Regions from separate parts of the Homo sapiens genome. Here region 2 is linked to region 1. A link is an interaction called in ENCODE POLR2A ChIA-PET data of the cell type or tissue named here. Cell type or tissue: IMR-90. All regions are shown on one strand.

Region 1 (8,000 bases):
CCTGTTCACTCTGATGGTAGTTTCTTTTGCTGTGCAGAAGCTCTTTAGTTTAATTAGATCCCATTTGTCAATTTTGGCTTTTGTTGCCATTGCTTTTGGTGTTTTAGACATGAAGTCCTTGCCCATGCCTATGTCCTGAATGGTATTGCCTAGGTTTTCTTCTAGGGTTTTTATGGTTTTAGGTCTAACATTTAAGTCTTTAATCCATCTTGAATTAATTTTTGTATAAGGTGTAAGGAAGGGATCCAGTTTCAGCTTTCTACATATGGCTAGCCAGTTTTCCCAGCACCATTTGTTAAATAGGGAATCCTTTCCCCATTTCTTGTTTTTGTCAGGTTTGTCAAGGATCAGATAGTTGTAGATGTGTGGTATTGTTTCTGAGGGCTCTGTTCTGTTCCATTGGTCTAGATCTCTGTTTTGGTACCAGTACCATGCTGTTTTGGTTACTGTAGCCTTGTAGTATAGTTTGAAGTCAGGTAGTGTGATGACTCCAGCTTTGTTCTTTTGGCTTAGGATTGACTTGGCAATGTGGGCTCTTTTTTGGTTCCATATGAACTTTAAAGTAATTTTTTCCAATTCTGTGAAGAAAGTCATTGGTAGCTTGATGGGGACGGCATTGAATCTATAAATTACCCTGGGCAGTATGGCCATTTTCATGATATCGATTCCTCCTATTCAGGAGTATGGAATGTTCTTCCATTTGTCTGTATCCTCTTTTATTTCGTTGAGCCAGTGGTTTTTAGTTCTCCTTGAAGAGGTCCTTCACATCCCTTGTAAGTTGGATTCCTAGGTATTTTATTCTCTTTGAAGCAATTGTGAATGGGAGTTCACTCAAGATTTGGCTCTCTGTTTGTCTGTTATTGGTGTATAAGAATGCTTGTGATTTTTGCACATTGATTTTGTATCCTGAGACTTTGCTGAAGTTGCTTATCAGCTTAAGGAGATTTGGGGCTGAGACGATGGGGCTTTCTAGATATACAATCATGTCATCTGCAAACAGGGACAATTTGACTTCCTCTTTTCCTAATTGAATACCCTTTATTTCTTTCTCCTGCCTGATTGCCCTGGCCAGAACTTCCAACACTATGCTGAATAGGAGTGGTGAGAGAGGGCATCCCTGTCTTGTGCCAGTTTTCAAAGGGAATGCTTCCAGTTTTTGCCAATTCAGTATGATATTGGCTGTGGGTTTGTCATAAATAGCTCTTATTATTTTGAGATATGTCCTATCAATACCTAATTTATTGAGAGTTTTTAGCATGAAGGGCTGTTAAATTTTGTTAAAGGCCTTTTCTGCATCTATTGAGATAATCATGTGGTTTTTGTCTTTGGTTCTGTTTATATGCTGGATTATGTTTATTGATTTGCGTATGTTGAACCAGCCTTGCATCCCAGGGATGAAGCCCACTTGATTATGGTGGATAAGCTTTTTGATGTGTTGCTGGATTCGGTTTGCCAGTATTTTATTGAGGATTTTTGCATTGATGTTCATCAGGGATATTGGTCTAAAATTCTTTTTTTGTTGTGTCTCTGCCAGGCTTTGGTATCAGTATGATGCTGGCCTCACAAAATGAGTTAGGGAGGATTCCCTCTTTTTCTATTGATTGGAATAGTTTCAGAAGGAATGGTACCAGTTCCTCCTTGTACCTCTGGTAGAATTAGGCTGTGAATCCGTCTGGTCCTGGATTTTTTTTGGTTGGTAAGCTATTAATTATTGCCTCAATTTCAGAGCCTGTTATTGGTCTATTCAGAGATTCAACTTCTTCCTGGTTTAGTCTTGGGAGAGTGTATGTGTCAAGGAATTTATCCATTTCTTCTAGATTTTCTAGTTTACTTGCGTAGAGGTGTTTATAATATCTCTGATGGTAGTTTGTATTTCTGTGGGATCAGTGGTGATACCCCTTTATCATTTTTTGTTGCATCTATTTGATTCTTCTCTCTTTTCTCCTTTATTAATCTTGCTAGTGGTCTATCAATTTTGTTGATCTTTTCAAAAAACCAGCTCCTGGATTCATTGATTTTTTGAAGGGTTTTTTGTGTCTCTATCTCCTTCAGTTCTTCTTTGATCTTAGTTATTTCTTGCCTTCTGCTGTCTTTTGAATGTTTGCTCTTGCTTCTCTAGTTCTTTTAATTGTGATGTTAGGGTGTCAATTTTAGATCTTTCCTGCTTTCTCTTGTGGGCATTTAGTGCTATAAATTTCCCTCTACACACTGCTTTAAATGTGTCCCAGAGATTCTGGTATGTTCTGTCTTTGTTCTCATTGGTTTCAAGGAACACCTTTATTTCTGCCTTCATTTCGTTATGTACCCAGTAGTCATTCAGGAGCAGGTTGTTCAGTTTCCATGTAGTTGAGCAGTTTTGAGTGAGTTTCTTAATCCTGAGTTCTAGTTTGATTGCACTGTGGTCTGAGAGACAGTTTGTTATAATTTGTTCTTCTACATTTGCTGAGGAGTGCTTTACTTCCAACTATGTGGTCAATTTTGGAATAAGTACGGTGTGGTGCTGAGAAGAATGTATATTCTGTTGATTTGGGGTGGAGAGTTCTGTAGATGTCTATTAGGTCCGCTTGGTGCAGAGCTGAGCTCAATTCCAGGATATCCTTGTTAACTTTCTGTCTCGTTGATCTGTCTAATGTTGACAGTGGGGTGTTAAAGTCTCCCATTATTATTGTGTGGGAGTCTAAGTCTCTTTGTAGGTCTCTAAGGACTTGCTTTATGACTCTGGGTGCTCCTGTATTGGGTGCATATATATTTAGGATAGTTAGCTCTTCTTGTTGAATTGATCCCTTTACCATTATGTAACGGCCTTGTCTCTTTTGATCTTTGTTGGTTTAAAGTCTGTTTTATTAGAGACTAGGATTGCAACCCCTGCCTTTTTTTGTTTTCTATTTGCTTGGTAGATCTTCCTCCATCCCTTTATTTTGAGCCTATGTGTCTCTGCACATGAGATGGGTTTCCTGAATATAGCACACTGATGGGTCTTGACTCTCTATCCAATTTGCCAGTCTGTGTCTTTCAATTGGAGCATTTAGCCCATCTACATTTAAGGTTAATATTGTTATGTGTGAATTTGATCCTGTCATTATGATGTTAGCTGGTTATTTTGCTCGTTAGTTGATGCAGTTTCTTCCTAGCATTGATGGTCTTTACAATTTGGCATGTTTTTGCAGTGGCTGATACTGGTTGTTCCTTTCCATGTTTAGTGCTTCCTTCAGGAGCCCTTGTAGGGCAGGCCTGGTGGTGACAAAATCTCTCAGCATTTGCTTGTCTGTAAAGGATTTTATTTCTCCTTCACTTATGAAGCTTAGTTTGGCTGGATATGAAATTCTGGGTTGAAAATTCTTTTCTTAAGAATGTTGAATATTGGCCCCCACTCTCTTCTGGCTTGTAGAGTTTCTGCCGAGAGATCAACTGTTAGTCTGATGGGCTTCCCTTTGTGGGTAACCCAACCTTTCTCTCTGGCTGCCTTTAACATTTTTTCCTTCATTTCAACTTTGGTGAATCTGACAATTATGTGTCTTGGAGTTGCTCTTCTCAAGGAGTATCTTTGTGGCGTTCTCTGTATTTACTGAATTTGAATGTTGGCCTGCCTTGCTAGGTTGGGGAAGTTCTCCTGGATAATATCCTGCAGAGTGTTTTCCAACTTGGTTCCATTCTCCCCGTCACTTTCAGGTACACCAATCAGATGTAGATTTGGTCTTTTCACATAGTCCCATATTTCTTGGAGGCTTTGTTCTTTTTATTCTTTTTTCTCTAAACTTCTCTTCTTGCTTCATTTCATTCATTTGATCTTCAATCACTGATACCCTTTCTTCCAGTTGATCAAATCGGCTACTGAAGCTTATGCATTCGTCACGTAGTTCTCGTGCCATGGTTTTAAGCTCCATCAGGTCCTTTAAGGACTTCTCTGCATTGGTTATTCTAGTTAGCCATTCGTCTAATCTTTTTTCAAGGTTTTTAACTTCTTTGCGATGGGTTCAAACTTCCTCCTTTAGCTCAGAGAAATCTGATCATCTGAAGCCTTCTTCTCTCAACTCGTCAAAGTCATTCTCCGTCCAGCTTTGTTCCATTGCTGGTGAGGAGCTGCATTCCTTTGGAGGAGGAGAGGCACTCTGATTTTTAGAATTTTCAGTTTTTCTGCTCTGTTTTTTCCCCATCTTTGTGGTTTTATCTACCTTTGCTCTTTGATGATGGTGACGTACAGATGGGGTTTTGGTGTGCACGTCCTTTCTGTTTGTTAGTTTTCCTTCTAACAGTCAGGACTCTCAGCTGCAGGTCTGTTGGAGTTTGCTGGAGGACCACTCCAGACCCTGTTTGGCTCGGTATCAGCAGCGGAGGCTGCAGAACAACGAATATTGCTGAAGAGCAGATGTTGCTGCCTGATCGTTCTTCTGGAAGTTTCATTTCAGAGGGGTACCTGGCCGTGTGAGGTGTCAGTCTGCCCCTACTCAGGGGTGTGTCCCAGTTAGGCAACTCAGGGGTCAGGGACCCACTTGAGGAGGCAGTCTATCCGTTCTCAGATCTCAAACTCCATGCTGGAAGAACCACTACTCTCTTCAAAGCTGTCAGACAGGGACATTTAAGTCTGCAGAGGTTTCTGCTGCCTTTTGTTTGGCTATGCCCTGCCTCCAGAGGTGGAGTCTACAGAGGCAGGCAGGCCTCCTTGAGCTGCGGTGGGCTCCACCCAGTTCGAGCTTCCCAGCTGCTTTGTTTACCTACTCAAGCCTCAGCAATGGCGGGCACCCCTCCCCCAGCCTCGCTGCTGCCTTGCAGTTCGATCTCAGACTGCTGTGCTAGCAATGAGCGAGCCTCCGTGGGCGTGGGACCATGCGAGCCAGGCACGGGATACAATCTCCTGGTGTGCAGTTTGCTAAGACCATTGGAAAAGCGCAGTATTAGGGTGGGAGTGACCCGATTTTCCAGGTGCCATCTGTCACAGCTTTGCTTGGCTAGCAAAAGGAATTCCCTGACCCCTTGCGCTTCCTGGGTGAGGCGATGCCTCGCCCTGCTTCCGCTCACGCTCGGTGTGCTGCACCCACTGTCCTGCAAACACTGTCCAACAAGCCCCAGTGAGATGAACCCAGTACCTCAGTTGGAAGTGCAGAAATCACCCATCTTCTGTGTCGCTCACGCTGGGAGCTGTAGACTGGAGCTGTTCCTATTCGGCCATCTTGGAACCGCCCCAAGATGATTCTTTTTTATAGTATAGTAATAAAAATAACAACTAACTCTCATATACCACTTATTACGGGCCAAGCAGTGTTCTAAGAACTAAATATGCATTAACTCATTTAATAATCAGCATTGCTATGAGGGAGGCACTACTTTACCACTGTGCAGATTAGGAAACTGAGGCAAAAAAAGTCAAATGAGTATACTTGTCACACTGCTACTAAACGGTAGAACCAGAATTTGTAGCACTTAAAAGTGCAGGCTCTGAGGCTCAAATATCTGGGCTGATGGTGAGAATTTAATGACGCAATACACGTAAAGCACCATGCCCAGCACAGAGCAAGTATTCAATAAATGTTACTGATTGTAAGTATTTTTCTTTATTTTTCAGATTTTATACAATAGATATCTATTTTAATGTGGGAGAAATCAATAGTTTCAGCTTTAAAAAAACTCCCCCAAACTGTGCAGACCTAATACTCTCTATTAATGATCTTACTTCTTTTGCCAGCTACTGGCCAGGAAATTTTAAATAACCTGCATTCTTTGTTCCTGACTAGACCTTAATTAAATTAGATCCAATGGAGTTTTTAAATTTTTCTACATTGGAAATTTGAGTGGATTGTCAAATGGCAAGGGTGAACTGATATTGTTACCAGGAAATCTGTATGGACTTGTTCCATTTCTCTGTTACTGGTCTTGAGGATGAAAAAATGGCTTTAGACAAAAGATGATTACAGTCAGCTTTCCTTTGCCTGTGAAGCGATATCCATTATTTCAGCTGAAAAAATGAGAAAAGTCTTTGATTATACATTACATTCTATAAATTGGCTCCTTCACCTTGGCTCCTGTGATATAAAGCTTTTTAAGAAATGTATTCTTCCAGATGGAAAGGTGTGAAGGAACAAAGAATCAATTCTTGACAGGCAGGTCAGCAGTGCTTGGCTGGAGTCACCATGATTTGCAAAATTGCAAGGAAACTTGGGACTAAAAAGTAACTTAAAAAACTGGTGGCAGTGGAGAGAGGGGACTTTCTATAGATCCACAGGGCCTCCTTATTCAACTAAAACCATAAAAAAAATAAGTCCCCATTTTAACCCTTCCAACTCAGGATTTCATAGCTGGCCAGGGTCTGGAAGACATGCCTATGGTCATCTAGTCCAGCCTCCAGCTGATGCTGGCTCCCTTCCTGAATTAAGTTAGAGCAATGATCCTGATCAGATCCATGGTTTAGAAATGCACTAAATCAATGGCTTTAGAAATCCAAAGGTTCTGATGGCCCAAAGCACAAACACACAAATCTGTTTTCTACTTGGATTTTCCATTATAAAAATTGATTTCTATTAAGACACAAAAAGGCATCAAGTTCTTAAGGAATTATTATCTGAAAGAATTTAGTGTCTGGCTTCAGCCATCACACTGATGGTAATCTGTACCAACTCAATCTCTATCTTTCAGGGATAAACGTTTAACTTTCCTAAGACTCCAAGGAAGCAGACAGCAACTCTCAGGTGCTGGACTGAGAAGAGCTCCGGGCTCTTTCTCAGCTGGATTCTTGAAGAATGACACTGCAATTTAGGCTTCATTTTCATCATCTGCAAAATGGAGTTAACACTGTGGTGTTTACAAAGCAAAGAGGATAATCACCCAGTAGGCAGGATTCTGGGCAACTGGCACTATCCTTATGTACTTTTCCACAACCAAAAGGGAGTTGTGGCTCCGTTTCTAAGCAAGAAAATATAAAAATATCCTCAAAAATACTGGATTTGTATAGCTACCTAAAGTTATAAAACACCCAACATTCCTAAATTCCATAGTACCTCCTAGTTAATTTCATAGCATCACCAACAAGCTCAGAAATCAAACTCTCAGGTGACATCTGAAATCATCTTTGAAAAGAGCCACTCCCTTTACTTGAAGAACTATACAAGTTGGCAGAAGTTTACAAAATGCTTTCAGATCTTGTTGCACTAAGCACAAAATTTCTACTGCTTTTCTTTTTTTCTTTTTGGCCATACTACACAATTCACAGTTGTGTTTCAACAAGTTAATGTGCTTTTCCTCCTTAATTCAAATGCCCACTAATTGCTTTTTCAGGTGTCTACCTTGGCTGTTCTCAAACTGGTTCAGGAGGTGAACCAGGTATTGGTGAGGGTGTTCTCTGGGGAATCTCACGAAACACTAACAGACTTACTTCCATCTCACACACACAAGGAACAACTTTGCTGGCAAAAAAAATAACATTTTATAAATATTCAGCTCTTTGCATCTAAAAATATTGCATGTCTGAATTTTTCCATTAATATTATATTTGCTATACCAGTTCACTGGTTTTCTTGTCTGGTAGAGTTCACCAGTAGACGAAAGTTATTAAGAAAAAGTTATAAGAAAAAACTTCAAATTGAGAAAAAATAATCTACTCATTGCATTTTTATCTCTAAAAATAAACAAAAGACCACCAAGATTGATTTTAGTGACAAAGCTTCCTGGTTTTACTCATGATTCCACTGAAATATAATCTGAGAACACTGGTCTATATGTCTACATCGATGTTGTTTAAGTTTGAAAACTCCACAATAAAGAGATGATGCCTGCTCACTTACTCCAGACCATCCAGATTATTATATGTAATACAGCATAAATTCAATACAGCTTGAAAATTTGCCAGTGCATCCTCTATCCTGTCATTTCTTAAAAGTTATCAATGAATCTTGCTCATCACATGGTAAAATAACATGAAAAACATGCATTCTGTCTCTTGTCATTCTTATTTATTTTGTAACCTCCCAGAAGGCTGAGATCTACATCTAAATATCTTTATACAGGGTAAT
Region 2 (8,000 bases), 290 kb after region 1:
TTGTACATGAGTCAAATGTTAAGGCTGTTTGGGGTCTGTATTATTTCTACTTAGGTCTTCTCTTGACAGACTTTTTTTAAACCAGTCAGGCTCAAGTGAATTCAATTTGGTAACATGGAGCTCTGCCACCCTGTCACTACACACAAGCCTAATACAGAAACTACAATCTCAGTGGCAAAAACAAGGTCCCTGAAAGAGAATCGTCTCATTATAAAGTTAAGTTACATTCCATCCTTTTATCTGTCCCCATATATCCATCCTTTCTGGCTCTTAAGATCCTCACAAAACCTGTTTTTGACACACCAAGAACATTCAAGCTATTTTACATTATCTCCCATACTCAGTGGGAATTTATAAATTCAGACATAATCGCGCAGGAATTGTCCGGAGGAAAGAAGTAATGTGGCTTTTCCTTCTTGAACCTGCTGTCTATCTTTTGACATTTTATTATTTTATTTTATTTTAGCATTCTTCCTAAGTTGGGAAAGCGCAAGGAGCTGAAAATCATGGCATTCCTCCTTAGCAACTCTGTTGATTAGCTGGGTGGAAGATATCCAAACAAGTGGATAAACTCAATGTAAAGAGCCTCTGGAGACTCTGAAACCCACAACGACAGGTAACAAATCCCAGATGATGGCAATGATGTGCTTATGAATAGTGTATGTAGGGAAACAACCCTACTTTCATAACTGATAGATGATTATTATATATACAGCTGTGGTCAAAATTTTTTCTGAGCTGGACTTGGTGGCTCACACCTGTAATCCCAGCACTTTGGGAGGCCAAGGCAGGCAGATCGCTTGAACTCAGGAGTTCAGGACCAGCCTGGATAACATGGCGAAACCTCATCTCTACAAAAACTACAAAAATTAGCCTGGTGTGGTAGTGTGTGCCTGTAGCTCCAGGTACTTGGCGGGGTGGAGGTGGTAGAATCACTTGAGCCCAGGAGGTAGAGGCTGCAGTGAGCTGTGATCATGCTACTGCACTCCAGTCTGGGCGACAGACTGAGACCCCTTCACAAAAAAGGAAAAGAGAAAAAAAATTGTTTTCTATTCTAACTCTGTGGTGATAGAATGGTGATGGGTAGGGAGAATGGAGGAAAGGGACTGGGAAAAGGGCAGCCAGAAAGAACATGCTTCCTGGGGTTCAGGGCATTGGTTATCTCCTCTCTGCCAGTAAGCTTAGAACAAGATACATCCCTCACACTGAAAACCAGAAGTTAAGAAAATGTGTAGCTGCCTACTATATATAGACTGCTGATGTCGGGGACAGAATCACAAGACTCTCAGTTTGATTATGCTACTATCAGGCCTGAGAAAAAGTAACTACACCCATATTTTAATTTATAATGATAGGTAAAACAGCCGAGTTCTACCTAAGGGTCAAACAATCTTACCAACTATCTATCGCTGATCGCCCTTTTGACAACTGAATTTTAAAAAATAAATTTACTGGAGAAAAGGGGAAGGGATTCCTGTCTCCCGACTCTGGACAGAAATCTCTCTAAAAGAAGACCACTACTAGGGAGGGAGAACTCTTTGGGCCTGCAAGAGAAGTGAGTCTTGGCTTATAAAGGGCGTTAGTAAAAAGATGCCCTAGCGGAAAAACAAACAAACAAGATGCCCAAAACAAAGAACAGGACATCAATTCTGGAGCTGGCACCAAGAACGGCAGAAGGGATAAAACGGAAGCCAAGTTAAAATCACGAGAACTAGTTGCTAATAAGCAATCCATTTTCCGACAGCTCTGTGGAGAGTCTGGTTTTGTGACATCACTAGAGGGCTCTGATTCACCAAGTCTTAGACGGAGGTCAGAGGGACATCTTTTGTCGAAATACTAGCAACATGCTGGGTCTCAAAGTCAAATTCAATATAAAAGAACAATCTATTCATCAAAAGTCCTATCAGTAGGTACAAGGTTTCAGATACACGACCTTAAAATGTTGTTTTAAAAAGCGTAGGAAAGGAAGTCATTAGGAATCAAAAGAAACAATATGGCTACGTAAAAAATCCAGTATTTGAAAGAGACATGTGTTTGAATTCCTATGTGATCTTTGGGAAAATGCATCTCCTCCAATTTTACAGTTTATCCATCAGTAAAATGGAGATAATAATACTAATTGTTAACTTACATGCTATCTAGGGTCCGCTTGCCCTTGCTATTTTCACAAGACTGCTCTGAATCCCCAATCCCATGGCCAGGGGTAAGACATATTTTCCTAAGATGTGAGTAGATTCTCAGTAACTGACTCTCTCCTGGTCTTTTCAGACTCTGGCCTCCTGTGTGCTCAGGTGCTTTCTCTGCTCTGCATGAAATAATGCCAGATACCAAACTGCCAGTTTCCCCAAATACAGCACTTAAACCTGGCATTTCCAGAGTTGTACTGACACTGAGTAATTTGTGGTCATGAGTTTGAAACGTATTGTAGAAGGCCGTGACTGTGCGTAAATTCACCCACTTTGTCTCCCTGCCTCTCCCCTCTTCTTCTAAGCCCCTCCTCTCCTAAACCAGCTCCAGTTTTTCTACTTCTATGATGCTGAGGAGCTTCCTTTCCTCCGAAGCCTCTGGACTAGCCAACCAAGTCTGGGGATGGAGACTCATTCTCTACCCTAAGCACTTATCAAAGTTATTTTCCCAAGTAAAGCAATCCTCTCAGAAAATTCTGGCAAAAGCTGTTAAAGCTCTAACATTTTCTTCATTTCTTCACAAGATTTTGCAGAACTGCTAATGCAGGGTAATTAAAATAACATAAAAGTGCTAGCACAATGCCTTGAACATAGTAAATATGAAACCGCTAGTGGCTACCATATAATGGTGATGACAGCTAGATTCAGTCCCTGAAAAGACCATGCCTACACCAACCACAGAGTCCAATCACTTCCAAACGGGGGACCTTGGACTTTGACTGGCTGAGGTAATTGACGACATACAATTGAAAGCTAGGAAAGTCTCAATTTTCCTTCAAAAACACAATAGTCTTGATAGACAAGAGTTCATTGACTTGTCACAGCAGCATCTCCGCCACTTTCCGAGCACCCTGTAACAATATACAGCTGAACAGACAACAGGTATAATACTGTGAAAGTGTCTTGATCACTCCAATACATTAAAGAGAGAAATTCTGAAGTACTGTTTTCACCAATCCTAGAAAACTGTCACTTAGAACTTCAGATCTCCTTCTATTTACATGAGGTTTTGTTTTGTGTTAAAACTCAAAGTTTTTCTCCTATATGGCAACTTTTAGCAGGACAAAAAGCTCTTCTTCCATCTCAAAACCAAAAACATATACACCCCACTTAAGAGACTGCAGATTACTGTGATAACGAAGCTGTTCTTCCTCTGGAGATTCTCATGGTTTGGCCTTTGGCATTCCTGCTGACAGGATTTAAGCCTGGTAGACTGTAAGCTCTCTCTGAGGCTCAGCTGCTCATGCTTGCCTCTGGACAACAGCACAGTAGATCTGGGGATCTTGCCAGGATTCCTAGACTGCAAGTAGTAAGATGCATTAGACCTACTGCAGGCAGTAGTGCTTCTAGGCATTTAACTCTCATTTTTGGGCCGGGCACGGTGGCTCATGCCACCGTGGCTCACAGTAATCCCAGCACTTTGGGAGACCAAGGTGGGCAGATCACTTGAGGTCAAGAGTTCAAGACCAGCCTGGCCAACATAACGAAACCCCGTCTGTGCTAAAAATACAAAAATTAGCCGGGCGTGGGGGTATGCAACTGTAGTTCCAGCTACTCAGGAGGCCAGGGTGAAGGCTGCAGTAAGCTGAGATCTCACCACTGCACTCCAGCCTGGGCAACAGAGCAAGATTCTGTCCCCCCAAAAAAAAGAAAAAGAAAAAAAGTAATTTTTGGCCAGGCATGGTGACTTACACATGTAATCTCAGAGCTTTGGGAGGCCGAAGTGGGAGGATCACTTGAGCCCAGAGGTCCAACGTTATAGTGAGCTATGATCCTGCCACTGCACTCCAGCCTGGGTGACACAGCGAGACCCTGTCACTAAAAAAAAAAAAGTGATTCCCCTGCTCCCTGCAGGATGTTGGAAGAGAAAGTTCTATACACACATGAACAAACATAAACACTCACATACGTAGAAGTCAGCTCGCAGACAGGCCAGACTTGGACCAGCAATAATGAATATAATAGTTTATATATAAACCTGCAGGATTAACAACTGCCAGTTGCCACCATTTAAAGGGTAAATGAACAGAAACCTGAATGCAATCAAGTGAATGAATGTTAGTTCCAGGCCCTCTGTGCATCCCTGAAAGCTATTTTTATGTTAGCCACAGCCTAAATGAGATTCTAGGTACTACCTGATAAGGAAAAGTGACCATGCAGCCATTTTGAGAAGGATTAAATTTAGGGGCAGCATCAAGGTCTTTCTAGGTCTACTATAAATGGGCCACAAACTCTTAGGACTGGAACAAGAATTATGTGTCTCTGAAAATAGGAAGATGTGGCCGGGCACGATGGCTCACACCTGTTATCCCAGCACTTTGGGAGGCTGAGGCTGGCAGATCACCTGAGGTCAGGAGTTCAAGACCAGCCTGACCAACATGGAGAAACCCCGTCTAAACAAAATTAGCTGGGCATGGTGGTGCACGCCTGTAATCCCAGCTACTCGGGAGGCTGAGGTAGGAGAATCGCTTCAACTCGGGAGGCAGAGGTTGTGGTGTGCTGAAATCATGCCATTGCACTCCAGCCTGGGCAACAAGAGAGAAACTCCATCTCAAAAAAAAAAAGAAAAAAAAGGAAGAAAATAAAATAGGAAGATGTGACATAAAAGTGTTTTATTTATAGCTCACGACAAAATCCTAAAAAACTTCAATGAAGTGGAGCTATAAGCGCCAAGGTGTTGGCCCAAAGTTTTTCTGTAGGGAGACCTACAAATTAGTTCCTTTTGAGAAAATCTGTGCTGAGTTCACTTTCATGTGCTCATAATGTTGCCTCAGTGAGCTCCCTAACAAGGGAAAACCACAAAGATCCGCCAGTAAAGAAAAATGCTAAAGTGTTACAACAAAAGGCTACAGTTCTTAATCTAGACTTTAAATTAGTTAGCTTAACTAAACAGCTTCTCCTAAATGCAAAGTCAACCACTCACCTTCCTCAAAGCTGGCCTTCTTCTGTTTCACTAGAACACGGAAGTTTTCAGCAGGATTCACACTTCCAACCTAAAATATACCAACAGATGATAAACCTACAGGTTATTTCTCTTTTTAGCAGCACCCCAGGCAATACAAGATGGCTTAATGTAATAAGTGTGCTCTTATAAAATAAAACCAAAGACAAAGAGAAGGGCTTTTCTATTCATTTTCATTTCTAGGGCTCTGTGAAAGGCCGGCAGATTTCAGTGGTCCAAGAGCTGCCCTCTGTGCTTTCACTCACCTTGCTTTATGAAAGCTGATTTCTTTCCAGAAGGGTCAAAAAAGTATTACAACTCAAGCCACCAGCCAGCCCAGCTGGAAGGCTTTGTGTAGCACAGACTGCCTGTATATCCTGTCACCCAACCAATTAGAAAGCCGAGGATTCTGCAGTGTGGGGTCGGTTTCGAATAGATTTGCCCCACTAAGATAACATGAGAAATACAGCTTAATGCCTGATTCACCGAAGTGCCCATTAGTGGGACTGCTGCTGACCCTTTGGCACTGAAGTTTTGGTAGAATATACAAAGCATACCCAGGTTGAACATGTCCTCAGAAAGTAAAAGCAGATTATGTACAAAGATGTACTGCAGTGCTGGGTGAGGAAGTTTGAAAGACGAAACTGCCATATTATATGGAACTTTCTGATTATACCTATGTTTTTAATCTGCTGGCCCCAACCCTCACAGGGCCTAAGAACCACTCAGCTCATAAGAAAGAAAACAATGGGGTTCCAAAATATACTAAAGCTTCCAGTTTGCTTGGATATAGGAAGCAGAAAAGCTCTCAGAACAAGATCATGACTTTTTCCTTTACTATTATATATAAAACATCTAAATGAAATCTAAATCATTTTTCACACATTCAATTTTTCTGAGTTTCTGTTTGAGGTGAGAATAAAGGCATGCCCTTTATTCCCTGACTATCCTTCCTAGTACATTGTGTTAAAAAGTTATCGGCCAATTTTTAAGATTTGTTGATTCACACTAATGCTGCTTAGAACAAGGCACTATTTGGCTGGGTGCAGTGACTCATGACTATAATCCCAGTGCTTCGGGAGGCTGAAGCGGGAGGATTGCTTGAGCCCAGGAGTAACATACTGAGACCCCACCTCTATGAAAAATAGCCGGGTATGGTGGCATGTACCCTTAGTCCTAGCTACACAGGAGGCTGAGGCAGGAGGACCACTTGAGCTCAGGATTTCAAGGCTGCAGTGAGCTAAAATCACACTACTGTACTCCGGCGTGGGTGACAGTGACAACCTATCTCTAAAATTAAATAAAATATTCTTCCTCCTGGCTGACCAAGATATAAAAATTAATTAATTAATTAATTAATTAATTAAGGTAGTATTTTCAAGTTCCAAAAAATTTCTCATTCAATAAAAATCTCATGTATCAAAGGATACATTCTTGGGGAAATCCTAAACTTGTGAATCCTGTTCTAAAGTTGCATGTTAGAAAATAGGAAAGTTATACTAACTTAAATTGTGTGTACTTGAAGATTAAGGCTCGTATCACTAACCCCCACTTATCCTATCATTTTGACTAGTTGAAAAGCTGCAAAATAATGCCAACAGCAAAATCTCAACACTGAGATGTTCCACGTTCTATAAAGAGCTCTATATACCTTATATCATATAGATAATTCTGTAGGCAATTCATGATAATAATTACTTAAAGAAGTATGGAATGGGTCTTTTTGGCTTCTATAGAGCAAGGACCAGAGAAAGTGATCATGATCTTAACTTGAAAGTGGTAAGAACGGACTAACAAAAATTGATGCACTCTCCCTCAAGCCCCAACCTTCCTGCAAAGGGGGAAGCGCACTTGAAAAGCTTAGCTTACAGAGGTGACACTGCCTTCAGCCAGACTGGAGACGCTGAAGTGGGCTCCCCCTTGCTCAGTCTTTAATTTTTTAGCTGTAGGTCCATCTTCATGGCTAGAAAAGAAAAAAAAAATTTCTCTTAGAACAAACAATACAAAACCAGATTGCTATTGTGAAACTTATTTTCCAAGCACCAAAAAAAAAAAAGAAAAAAGAAGAAGAAGAAAAGAAAAATAATGAAGAAGAAAAAGAAAAGAAAAACAATAGCTACATGTAGTCCTTCTACAAACAAGCTGCCTCCCTTTCCTAGCCACCGGGCTCCTAAGGGCCTAACTTGAGGCAGCCCTGGCTTTGTTTCACAGCAGTATGAGAATCAGAATTAAGCAATCACATCATAAGGTCCTTGGAAAAGATGAAACTGCAAGCACAGATAATGGAAATTTAACATTTAAGTAAGAAATCCATTTACTCTTCAGATATTATTTTCTAGTTCCTGTCTCAGAATTGACAGCTATTAGCTTTCCATGTACACAGAAGACCTTTGTGTCTAACAACCCGTTTTCTCTATCATGTATGTTAGAGCTTTATAAGCCTCTGTTTACAACTGTCAAAACTTACTAGACAATCCTTAATTAACTATGCAAGAGCTTTCCCTCTTAAAGAAGTCGTAAACTATAAAAAAAAAACTTCCCCGAAAACTTTTTAATTTGTTCTTTTATAAACCTAATTCTGTTTTGTGCAATATGCTAACAGTCCAGTAGCATCTGTGTGCTAAGGAAAAGTATATCAAACATCTTGCCTCAAGCAACATGCTGGCTTTAACAGCCTGTCTTAAAGTCAAGAGGAGGTCAAGTTAATTGCAAAAGAGAAGAAAATCAAATCCAAAGACTCTGCCTGTAATCTCCCTTAAGCTGCTGAACATAAAGAAATTAAGATTTTTTTCTCCCAGAGAGAAATGCAATCTAGGGCAAAAGCAGCCATCAGAAATGGCTAAATGATAAGAGAATTAGTAACCAAGATCTAG

What was found. Peaks named below come from ENCODE experiments on the same cell type or tissue, not always from the same donor. Only the 100,000 strongest peaks of a DNase experiment are listed, where the experiment ranks them.
Region 2: POLR2A ChIA-PET joins it to region 1 with 5 read pairs; 4 of 35 experiments call an interaction of 5 or more read pairs at or near these places.

What each region holds. Positions count from the first base shown.
Region 1 is chr2:216,451,897-216,459,896 of GRCh38, reverse strand. All of the region lies in intron 12 of SMARCAL1 (SNF2 related chromatin remodeling annealing helicase 1), which reads right to left. Among named protein-coding and RNA genes, the nearest start is that of RPL37A-DT, 43 kb to the left of the region's middle. In IMR-90, no CTCF peak of the experiment used is centred here; no DNase peak of the experiment used is centred here.
Region 2 is chr2:216,159,158-216,167,157 of GRCh38, reverse strand. XRCC5 (X-ray repair cross complementing 5) reads right to left here. Exons shown (of 21, transcript NM_021141.4): 15 at 6,997-7,090; 16 at 5,110-5,179. Among named protein-coding and RNA genes, the nearest start is that of LINC01963, 54 kb to the left of the region's middle. In IMR-90, no CTCF peak of the experiment used is centred here; a DNase peak (open chromatin) is centred at 3,467.